2 separate regions of the Homo sapiens genome follow, and region 1 is linked to region 2. Evidence: chromatin contacts called from ENCODE Hi-C data. All regions are on one chromosome and are shown on one strand. The core of a region is the stretch at or near the end of the contact, and the rest is flanking DNA. Distances in the headings are between cores, read along the strand shown. Region 1 overlaps RARRES1 (retinoic acid receptor responder 1). Region 2 holds the start of CCNL1 (cyclin L1).

Region 1 (6,475 bases), core at 944-3,443, 1.6 Mb before region 2:
TATGACACTTATGTGACCTCGGCATTTATTTGCCTTTTTGGATGGTGCCTCAGTTGAAGAATGTTTCACAGAGATAGTCCCACAGTGGCTGGAGACAGTAGCCATAACAAATCCACTCTGGCTGACTTGCTATGGTTGTTCAGGATGTCCCTAGCCAGAAAAATCAAATTACAAAAGGAAATCTTCGCCGGGCATGTTGGCTCACACCTGTAATCCCAGCACTTTGGGAGGCCGAGGTTGGAGGACTGCTTGAGCCCAGGAGTTCAAGACCAGCCTGGGCAACGTGATGAGACCCCATCTCTACAAAAAATAAGTTAGCCACATGTGGTGGCACGTACTTGTAGTCCCAGCTACTTGGAAGGCTGAGGTGGGAGGATCACCTGACCCTGGGAAAGTTGAGGCTGCAGTGAGCCCTGATTGCACCACTGCCTTCCAGACTGGGCTAACATAGTGAGACCCTGTCTGGAAAAAAAAAAAAAAGAAAGGGAGTCTTGTACCATGGCTGTGTATAGGATGTATGTGATCCGTGGTCATCCCAAGGGCACATGCCCACACAGAACATGACATTAAGGATCACAGTAATTCTGTATTGGTATTGTGTCCTATTGCTGCTATAACAAATGACCTCAGATTTAGTGAGTTAAAACAACACAAACTTACTCACTTATGGTTCTGGAGGGTAGAAGCCTGAAATGGGTCTCCCTGGGCCAAAATTAAGGTGTCTGCAGGGCTTTGTTCCTTCTGGAGGCTCTAGAGGAGAATCCATTTCCGGCTTCTAGAGACCACCTGTGCTCCTTGGCTCATGACTCCATCCTCCATCAAAGCAAACAGCATAGCATCTTCTGATTATGACACTACTGTCTGCTTCTCATAGGACCCTTGTGATTACATTGTGCCCACAGGAATAATCCAGGATAATCCCATCTCAAGATCCTTAATCACATTGGCAAAATCCTTTTTGCCATGTAAAATAACATAGTCACAGATGCCAGGGATTAGGCAGTGGACATCTTCGGGCAAGGGCTGTGGGGGGGCATTATTCAGCCTACCACACCCCGTGTCCAGGCTGGCTGTGAGCTCCTGCAAATATTTACCATTCTGCCCGACATATGCCGGTACCCAGAAAATGCAGCTCTTGCTCCCACCTCCTGTCTTGCTGACCTCTGCAGCCTTGCTAACCTCACATGTGAACCCACCTGCCCTCTCCTCTCTAGCTCAGTACTCGACCATAGGCTGCTTTGTCAAAGCTCCTGAACAGCCAATTTTCTTTCCACTCTGCCCATGTGCTTGCCTATCCCAAACGAGACGGTCAGCTTCTACAGGGCGCAAGGTATTATATCATGTCTCTATCTCCTTCATTGCACTAGCACATGGCCTGCTAGAGACAAATATTAGATATTTGTTAAATTAAATGAAGGTAGCTGGAAGGGTGCTGAAATCACTGAGGCACCTGGAACAGGGAGACAGGCCAGGACCCAGCCCATTCCCATTGCTCCCAGCAGGAGAAAAGGAGACCTGAAGCCTCATGTCCTGCTCTCAACCAGCCTTTTCTGATTATCCCCACCTGAGGCCAGAGGGGACCTGGAGGGGGCAGCTGCCTCTGGCCACTTCCACTCGCTTCCTACCCCAAATCAAGAACGTGGGACCCAGGGTTGGCTGAGAGAGAGGACACACAGTATTCTGGCTTTCCTCTCCATTGCTACTTAGCCTGAGAAAGCAAAGCATTCGCACGCAAAGAGCTCCTTGGGCCCCACTGCCTGGGCCTGATCAGAAGGTAACTGACTTCTGTTCCATAAACTGTATTTGCTTTATCTGGCCTTGCCCGAGAGAAGGAAAATGCAATAAAATGATTCCAGGGTATAATATAATATACTGATGCTGTCTCCATCTGGAACATAAGGATAGCACAGCAATTTCTATGCACAAATGAGTTGTTTACTTATCTCCAACCAAGCCTGACTCATAAAAGTAACCTTATAAAATGACGAAGTTTGCTTTTACTGGAATAGCCTGACATTTATGTTTTCTTATCAAATGTGAATGCTGGAGGCGACATTTAGGAGCTGAGTCTGTTAGACCAGTGAGTCCCAAGATGCGTGGAGGGAGACTGGAATTACCTGTGAGCTCGTCCCCACCCACCCACTGCCAGCCTGAGAACAGGAAATTAACGTTGTCACAACCGGCACTAACACAACAGGAAGGACCAGCGCTTAGCAACCAATGACAGACACTGCAGAGAGGGGGAAAAATGGGAAGTGTTTTCTGTAGAGAAGCTTTGGGCAGAATCATGTCTTTGGAGACTCCTCCATGGGGTGGTGCACAGCGAGGTTTCTCCAGGACACCATCCCTGCTCTTTTATTTGCTCCACGTTTTTGTGGTGTTTTGAGAGAGTTTAAAGGGGATGTTAGATTTTTTTTTTTTTTTTTTGAGATGGAGTCTCACTCTGTCGCCCAGGCTGGAGTGCAGTGGCGCGATCTTGGCTCACTGCAAGCTCCACCTCCCGGGTTCAGGCCATTCTCCTGCCTCAGCCTCCCAAGTAGCTGGGACTACAGGCGCCCGCCACCACGCCCAGCTAATTTTTTGTATTTTTAGTAGAGATGGGGTTTCACCATGTTAGCCAGGATGATCTCAATCTCCTGACCTCGTGATCCGCCCACTTCGGCCTCCCAAAGTGCTGGGATTACAGGCATGAGCCACAGCGCCCGGCCAGGATTGTTTGATGTTTTAAATGTGCTCTTAGAATACATAAATACCCATTCTCTGTCCCTCATCAAGTTCCTTGGGTTCATTTCTAACACACCCAATATTTCAATGACTTTACCCAATCTTTCAAATATTGGAAAATATTTAAATATTTTAATATTTCAAATTGACTTTATGCAATTTTGGTGATTTTATGCAATATTTCAAAAAAAGTGGGTAGTGCCTAATGTAAAGATAGTGCAGACACCTACTGGAAGAAAAATCTTTGATCCATTAACATGAAAACAAAGCTTTGTGGTTTAGTATAAACAGCTTTCACTGAAAACAGGACATGACATTGTAGAGGTGCTATTAGAATGAACAGTTTTAACTTCTTGGTGCATATACAAATGTCATTATAAAACAAAGTAGTTATCCATCTAACAGGAAGCAAGGAGGGAATTTTCTTTAAAAATTATTTTAGTCCAAACTGCCTTCTTCGTGTTCCTTCTGGATACTCTTTTTTTTTTTTTTTTTTTTGAGTTTCATTCTTGTTGCCCAGGCTGGAGTGCAATTATGCCATCTCGGCTCACCCGCAAACTCCACCTCCTGGATTCAAGTGATTCTTCTGCCTCAGCCTCCCGAGTAGCTGGAATTACAGGTGTGCGCCACCACGCCCAGCTAATTTCGTATTTTTAGTAGAGATGGGGTTTCTCCATGTTGGTCAGGCTGGTCTCGAACACTCGACCTCAGGTGATCTGCCCCACCTCGGCCTCCCAAAGTGCTGGGATTACAGGCATGAGCCACCATGCCCAGCCCAAGTGTTCCTTCTCAAAGAATAGCACATACTGTGTCACCATGGAGTTTATCAGTTGCACCTGCAGAAGCAGAGGGTAGACCTGCCACATGCACTTTCTAAGGTATCATAACCTGATTCACCAGAAACTCCAGGGTCCTGAAGTCACCACACTTTGAAAGAACACTCCTCCATTTCATTTGGTCCTGATGATACTCTCAGGCATTTGAAGAGAATAGTCTCGGCGTCAATCTCCTATTTAGTGGTCAGCTGTATCCTAGTGATTGTCATCTGATCTACATGTCACTTCCTACCTGCAACCCTTAGACCTTCAGTGGTTCCACTCAGTAGCTAGAGAGTTCTCCAAGTGTGGTCCCTGGACCAACAGGATCAGCATCATGTGGAACTTGTTAAAATGCAAGTTCCCAGGCCCCACCCCAGACCTCCTGAATCAAAAGTCGGTGTAGATCCAGCATGCTGGGTCTTAGCAAGCCCTGTAGGGGATTACATGGCACACTCAGATTTGAGACTCACTGCTCTAGAATGAAGTCCCTGTAAGAGACCATCTCTAATCAGATCCCCCACCCACCATTGTAACCTCAACCCCAAGTCTACCCTGACTTAATCTGCTAACTGCCCCAGGCTGGTCTGCTCGCTTCCATGCCCTGGCACACACACTACCTTTCCAGAGCACCCTCTCCCTCTCTCGGCTTGTCTAATCCTAGTCCTTCCTGGAGATGTCCCCACCTGCACTGGGTTATACTTTCATTTATACCTTGTCTGAAAGGGTCTGCATCCAGGGGCTCCTTCTAAAGTCTTGGATCACCTTTACTTCCATCTGTTACGGGTTGAGGTGTGTCTTCTAAAAAGAAATGTTATATCCAAAAAGTTCTAACCCTCAGTGACTAAGAATGTGACCTTAAGTGTAAACAGAGTCTTTGAAGATGTAATCAAGTTAAGATGAGGTCATACTGGATTAGAATGGGCCCTAAATCCAATGGCTGGTGTCCTTATATAATATTAAGGCCATGTGGATATGCAAACAGACTCAGAGGAAGACCACCATTTAAAGATAAAGGCGGCCCGGAGAATCCCTTGAGCCCAGGAGTTTGAGGCTGCAGTGAGCTATGATTGCACCACTGCACTCCAGCCTGGGTGAAAAGAGCAAGACCCATCTCAAAAACAAACAAACAATAATAGAGGCACAGATTGGAGTGATTCAGTTGTAAACTAAAGAATGCCAAGATCGACAGCCACCACCTAAAACTAGGAAGAGGCAAGGAGGGATTCTACCCAGAGTCTCAGAGGAAGCATGGCCCTGCTGACACCTTTAGATTGGCCTTCTGGCCTCCAGAACTGTATGAGAATAAATATCTGTTGTTGTAAGCCACCTAGTTTGTGGTACTTTGTTACGGGAGCCCTAGCACACTAATACATACATCATGCCTGGCAGTCTCCCTTCCAGAGGAAGGTTTGCAGTGGTTCTTGTCCACAGGGACCTTGGTTACAAGCAGTCCAAGAGCATCCCAGCGCTCTCTCTCTCTCTCTCTCTCTCTCACACACATACACACACACACACACACACACACACACACACCAGCAGCCAGCTTTTATTCTTCCTTTTCTTAGAGAGGTTGCTGGGCTCTATTTTTCTGTGCAGTCCTGTGCGGTATTTGGGAAAAACGGGGCTCTGCAGGCCAGTTTTCCTGCTTCCTGTGTTGTGACTTTGGCCAATTCCTTAAGTTTGGTCAAGTGCCTCCATTTCTTCATCCTTAAAATGGTGATAACAATCATACCTACTAAAGGGCTTTAGTGATATAATAGGTTAGTACATGGGTACTATGTTGGGTCGGGTGAGGCACACAGTAAGAGTACAACACGTAATCACTTTTATCATGATTCCCTCCAATGATGCTTCATATGTAAGCACTGAATGAATGCTTAATATTGATTTGCTAAGGATTTGAGGATCATTTACCAAAACATAAATAAATAAAATCTAGTGTGATGAGTTCAGGTCTTTGAAAGCATTCCATTGTACATTCTCTCGAACAGGTCTTTGAAAGTGGCCTGTTTCCCTCCAAACTGATTGCAAATCAAACCAAAATCAAAGTGCTGATCAGTCACTAAAGAGTACATGATGGTATGGCATATGAGGAAGGGGAGGTGGAAGGTATATGGGGAAGGGGATGGGACTGCCTCTTTTCACTGTCCAGTGGGGCCAAAAATCATCTATAAAATAAACACACAAAAAGTAAGGGCCGGGTGCAGTGGCTCAAGCCTGTAATCCCAACACTTTGGGAGGCCAAGACAGGTGGATCACCTGAGGTCAGGAGTTTGAGACCAGCCTGGCCAACATGGTAAAATCCCATCTCTGATAAAAATACAAAAATTAGCCGGGTGTGGTGGCAAAAGCCTGTAATCCCAGCTACTCGGGAGGCTGAGGCAGGACAATCGCTTGAACCCGGGAGGTGGAGGGTGCAGTGAGCTGAGATTGCACCATTGCACTCCAGCCTGGGTGACAGAGTGAGACTCTGTCTCAAAAAAAAAAAAAAAAAAAATTAGAGCATAAACCATGTTATTAGTGGCCCATGATTATGAAGAATTTAGTTCCAGGCTGTAGTACACAAGTCTTTTATACATAATTTTTTAAAAATCTACAGTGAAGAGCTACTAATTTATTCCTTCAGGTTATACAGTCATATGGTCATTTGCTTGCTTTTTCTTATTAAATAGCCCTTTTCGGAAAAATATTGGAACAATGTGCTCTGCCTTTGACTGTGTTTAAAGAAAGGGATGTCAAGTTTCCTGATCTGTTTCACAGATGGGCAGTTCTGGCAGTGTGTTGGGGAAAGGAATGAAATCACTGTAATCTATATTACAGGAATCCTTCTTTCCTCAGGAAAGCTAGAATTGTTGGTCACCTTTCCTCGTGTCAGATTTGGCTGTTTCAAAAAAGTCTACTTACTTTTTTCACGGCTTTGAATTTAATGGATT
Region 2 (5,664 bases), core at 40-2,539:
GACATTTATTTTGAGGAGCAGCAAATGATTATTAGGAACAATGAATGGACAGAAATTAGTAAATAATTTTCTTTTGAGTAATCTTGTGAAAAAGTCCCTCCAGGAATGGCTGCATTTCTGAGTCTTTTTGAAATAGGATACGAGATTTCAGCGAGGGGAGGAATGCGATTGATTCTTCTACAAAGAGGCTTCTCTAGTCAGGAAAGGAAATTTCAGAGAGTACCTCCCTGCACTTGGGAAAAGTGGGAGCAACAAGTCAAGGTTGGGGGACCTGCATTATGAGGCAGCTTCTAAAGCCTCTGTCTTTGGGGTATCGCTTTCTGAGCGTCAAGAGTAAAACGTGATGCATTCCTTTCCTTCCAACCTAGATTCTAGTAGTTTAGATCAGTATCATTGTTTTTACTTCAAGGTTCAGGAAACGCTGGAAATTGCTAGCTAATATCACAGGAAAAAAAACAAAAAACACGAGGTTGACCTCACCCTACCCGCGGTAGGTAACCATGTATGAATAGAGACTCCCAGGCATAATCAAATTACCTCTGTCAAGTCCTCGCCCTAAGACTATTTTTGGAAACTAGGGATTTTCCAGATTACTGAAAGCCGTGGCGGTGTCAAAGGCCGGGCAGGAGTTTCGCAAGCGGAGCTATGAAAGCAGCCACTCTCGCGGTCATTCCTATGCCTCCGCCCTACTTCCCCATACTGGCAAAAACACGCTCCCCGGGGAGCTTTCATTTGGGAACCGATAGGGTCCACAGCCCTGTGTTCTTCAAATACTGTAAAGCAGCCCTCTCCAGATTCCTTGAGGGTCACTTTATATTACACATTCGTCCACACAGGACAACAAAGTCACCACTTCCACCCGCCAAAGCGCGCTCAGGTCGGCCGCCACTTCCCTTGGTACACGCGGAACGCAAGCCGCGCCGAGGCTAAAGGAAGAGGCCGGAATGCAGGGCGAAGGGGCGCAGAGATGCTAGCCAATGCTGCCACCTCTATTTTGGGTATAAGGGATCTTGTAAAGCTCCGTTATTCGTGTGGCTATCACAAACAAGGTGGTTTCGACCGGCCTTGGCTAGAGAAGGCCTCCTCAGCCTCTGAGGATCCCAAGGTCTGTCGCAGCACCCAACACTCCCCTCGCAGGCCCAGATGCCGAGGGCGGAGGCGCGGCCTGGAGGGACTAGTTGGCGCGCGGCTGCCCGGCGTGGTGACGTCAGGGCGGAAGCGCACGCGGCGTGAAGCGGCCCAGAACCCGGCGGTCACGGGAATATCCGTCGCGCCGAGAACGCTGGTTAGTCTTGTTTCGGGTTCCGGCTGCGTTGGGCTTGCGTGCGGCTCGCTAAGACTATGGCGTCCGGGCCTCATTCGACAGCTACTGCTGCCGCAGCCGCCTCATCGGCCGCCCCAAGCGCGGGCGGCTCCAGCTCCGGGACGACGACCACGACGACGACCACGACGGGAGGGATCCTGATCGGCGATCGCCTGTACTCGGAAGTTTCACTTACCATCGACCACTCTCTGATTCCGGAGGAGAGGCTCTCGCCCACCCCATCCATGCAGGATGGGCTCGACCTGCCCAGTGAGACGGACTTACGCATCCTGGGCTGCGAGCTCATCCAGGCCGCCGGCATTCTCCTCCGGCTGCCGCAGGTCAGTGCTCCGGCCCCGGGCCGGCCGGGCGCTCCTCTCCTCTCCTCCGTCCCCTACGCCGCATCTCAGTATCACCGTGCCCCGGGAGGGTGGGGACGGTTCCTTCAGGCTTTCCCGTTCGGGGCCCAGCCGCGGCCGGGGCGTGCCGGGGCGGGGGGCTGCGGAGGCGGAGGGAGGACTTGGCAGCGGGCTGTTCGCAGCGGCGGCGGCGGCGGGAGGGGAAAGGGAAGCGATCGGCGGCACAAAATGGCGGCGGCGCCTGGAGCGGGCCCGCCTGACCCCTGCGCTTCCGTTCTCCTCTCTTGTCTGCAGGTGGCGATGGCAACGGGGCAGGTGTTGTTTCATCGTTTTTTCTACTCCAAATCTTTCGTCAAACACAGTTTCGAGGTAAGCACAGCGGAGGCGGGTAAAAGGGATTTCTTCATCCGGAAATGGGCAGAGTAGGGGTAGTGTCAGCAGCCAGCTTTTCCAGAAAGGGAGTGGTTTAGTTTAGGCCTTTGTACCTACTTCTCACTCGCCAGGAAGTGGAAACCTTTAGAATGTGGTTCAAAATCGATCACGAGCCTAAGTGCCCTCTTAACGAAAAGTACAGTTTTCAACCAAATGCAGAACTCCTGTAAGATTGAGTTTGACTCTGGAACCAAAATTAAGATGAGTTAAACAACAAAAAGTATAGTACTAGCATAGCTGGTAGACTTACGGCATAGAGATGTCTTCTCTAATTTTACTAAAGGTTGTCCCAATTGTGTTCTAAATTTTATTCTTCAAAGTGAGTTTAATCTAACAATGGCTTTTGTGGCTCATGGGTTCTTTCAGATTGTTGCTATGGCTTGTATTAATCTTGCATCAAAAATCGAAGAAGCACCTAGAAGAATAAGAGATGTGATTAATGTATTCCACCACCTCCGCCAGTTAAGAGGAAAAAGGTAAGATTGGCATTATTGAACATAGTATCTCTTGCTACTGCTGTACCGTGCACCAGTCATCAAATCAAAACATCTTTCCTTTCAAGTGAATACGGATGCAAAAGAAAACGGACTTTAATTTAGGTGTTAAAGTTCATATAGGAACACTGATACTTAAAATAATTTGAAAAAAGAAACATAATTAACCGGTTATCTAAAGTTTGTAGAGGCAGTTGCATTTATGGACAATCCTAACAGTGCTGTGAAGCCAGGCCTGTGGCTTAAGATTAAACAAGAAAGGGAGTACATTTGGCTCAAGTGTGAGTGTATTCTGTAAGTTATTTTTCCTCTCCCCTCTCTGGAAGACTGAAGGCTGGAAGTTTAAACACTGTAGTTTAAGTTAATATTGTGGCAAAGTTCTGTGTAGATTATGTTTTTCTACTCGAAGTCCCAGTTAATTCTTTATCAATTGAGGTTGGCTTTTGTTAGAGTACTTCTCAACATTGAACTACGATAAATCGAATAATACCGGATCTGAAAGGACTGCAGGATGATAAAGTTTGAAGTTTGAAGTCAAAGGGATTAAACAGGTATTTTGTTTTGGTTAGATACAGTCTCAGTGAGTGGGTTAGAAAATTAACAAGTAAGATTGATTGGGTTGCATTTAGATAGGGCCATTTATTTGATGTTGTAAGAAAATACAGAGACTGAAATAGTATCTCCTAGGTGTTGTGGTAACATAATTTTATGTGGACCTATGTGTTCCTGTGAGGCAGTACCAAAAAGTTTGTTGCAGGACTTCCTGCATCTACAGGTGACTTCCAGTACATGCTGCAGAATGATATATTTGGTGTAGAATAGTTTTTGCATTCACTCTTTAAGGAATTGTAGTGATGTTAGACAAATTGTACTGAGTTTGAAAGGAAGTTATTAAAAGGATTATAAGTTGTTCTGGGGGTTGGGTATGTTGGTTAGTGCTGTTAGTATTCTATATGAGTAGTCCTTATTGGCTGAATCTGTAAGTTGGCAGTAATGGAACTATTCAGACAAGCAAATATTAAAGCAACTTTAAGATGACTAGTCTATTCTGTGAGTCTACAGACAGTTCTTTTTTAAAAAAAGAGTATCCTAGTCAAAAAGTCTGCAACAGTTTTCCTACATACTTTTTCTCCCCCATCTTTTCTCATTCACCTTAACTGTGTCCAGGGATAGAGTACTTTTTAAATTCTAAAATATCTTTTAGTTTGTTGATGAGTCCCTGGGAATTGGGAAGATTTCAAATTGGTCTTTGGTATGGTCTGAGGTTAAATCTGTATTTAGATACCTGGCTGATTCTTCAGGATGTTTAAAGTAATGACACTAATACAAGGCTCTATCTTTAGTCAAAGGTTTCTCTTTGCTTAAAGGAAATGGTTTTCTAGTATTCTTTGAACCATTGAGCCAACTATTATGTAATCACATGATTATCTTCTGTGGAATTTTCCTGTGAGACTAGTTTACTTCGTTGATGTTAGAATAGGTCTTAACTGTAAAAACCATGGAATTTAAAATAATATAATCTCACCTGATTGTTGTGTCTGATGTAACTTTGTTTTTTGGGTCATTATTACAGAGAAACTGATTTTGTTTCAATCTTAGAAGTCTGATTATAGCAAAATTTAAAAGGAGTTGTTAATTGCATGGAAGCCTTTTTTTAAAGCAGGATGTAAAAGTGTTTCTATGCATATTACAAGTTTACTCAAGCACGTAACTTGTATATGTTATTAACTTCAACTCTTTTTTCCCTTGCAACCGACTATACAGCGACCAGCTACATTTACCAAAGCCTGGGTGATGTGGAGTGGTACATAGAGATGAAGCTGTCGTCATGGCAACAGTGAGTGAAGTATCGAAAATCCCCAAGGAGAAGCCAGTGCTCTGAGAATAGGTCACTGGAATCGGGGACTAACAGGTTGGCCACTGGTGAACCATTTAGAAAAACTCCTGTTTCTTGTTATAAGCTTTTGTCTTTGCTGTCCAAGTTATTAGAACTATAGCTTTGTATTTATTTTTGCATAGGTTAATGTCATTAGAAAGTACTATCAGTATTATACATTGGTTAGGTAAAGCATATCACTTGTCTTAATGATGCTATTTGTTTTAATCTAGTTTATTCATAACTTTAAATTGTAGTGTGACTTTGACAATTACAGTGGAGATACATTATTCATGTTGCTTGTAGGTCATTGGTCTCTTCAGCCTGGCTACACATTGAGAATTAGCAGAGGAGCTTTTTAAAAAGTACCAGTGCTTAGTCCCCAACCTGGATTGTTTGGCCTATTCCTCCTTCAGTTTTTTGTGGTTCGATAATTATCTTTTAAGTTGACAATAAACAGCTAAATTTAGAGGGGGGATTGCTTTTTCATTGTTCTAGTTTCCAAATATTTACTTTTGAGATGCAGCGTATTAAAATTTTCAAAGACTGGTTTAACCATTCTCATTAGTAAATACAATGTATTTTCAGTGTATCCATAGATAATAAAAGTTGGATAGGTAAGAATTGGAAGGGTGTTAAGTGATGTCATTTAGTCTACCACCTTTCTACAGTATAATTCTGTGGCTCTACAAGGTGGCCTTCAGTTTGTTTAAATACCTATAAAGGATGTTTCTACTTTTAAGTAGGCATTACAAATTTTTGTATATTGCTTGGCAGTATGCCTCTTTGTAAACTACCAATCTGTTATAGTCTCTTGAAGACTTGGTTCCAATATTTCTCAGTCTTTGTAACACATAAATGAAACTAACCATGTTTGGACTTTGTAATTTTTGTTGTTGTTGAGTTATATGTCAATTACATAATCATGCTAAAGGAAAATAGCTCCTCTAACAAACCATAATAATAAACTTCTAATGACCAAAGACCAGGATTTTCTAAAGCTGAAAATAATTCTCGTATAAATCAGAAAAATTGGACAATAGAAACTTAAAGCAGAGATTGAGTTAGTTTGTGTGTTGATAATGAAAATTATTTTTGAGTTTTCTCTGAATAGATGAAGACTTCTTTTTTAAAGAGATTTTCAAATGCCACCTCCTCAAACTTTATTGGCAAAGAAAGTTTACCTGATTGGGGAGGAAG

What was found. Hi-C counts contacts between places; a loop is a spot of excess contacts on that map. Pooled maps may share reads with other maps.
Region 1: a loop to region 2 is called in a pooled map, with 2.6 times the contacts of the local background. The contact joins the enhancer-like site here to the promoter of CCNL1 in region 2. A Hi-C loop is called at or near these places in 1 of 168 maps with a recorded cell type or tissue (ascending aorta) and 6 of 50 pooled maps.

Annotation. Positions count from the first base shown.
Region 1 is chr3:158,718,834-158,725,308 of GRCh38, reverse strand. All of the region lies in intron 1 of RARRES1 (retinoic acid receptor responder 1), which reads left to right. Among named protein-coding and RNA genes, the nearest start is that of RARRES1, 10 kb to the left of the region's middle. Within about 2 kb of position 2,193, at least 26 of the 41 ENCODE cell types and tissues checked have a DNase peak (open chromatin) inside an H3K27ac peak, as active enhancers do; they include ascending aorta, where a contact is called at or near this core.
Region 2 is chr3:157,155,772-157,161,435 of GRCh38, reverse strand. It overlaps CCNL1 (cyclin L1), which reads left to right and starts at 1,289. Exons shown (of 11, transcript NM_020307.4): 1 at 1,289-1,644; 2 at 1,957-2,031; 3 at 2,461-2,570. The coding sequence starts at 1,342. RefSeq lists enhancers at 428-487, 508-557, 645-1,374, 2,008-2,077 and a silencer at 1,658-1,867.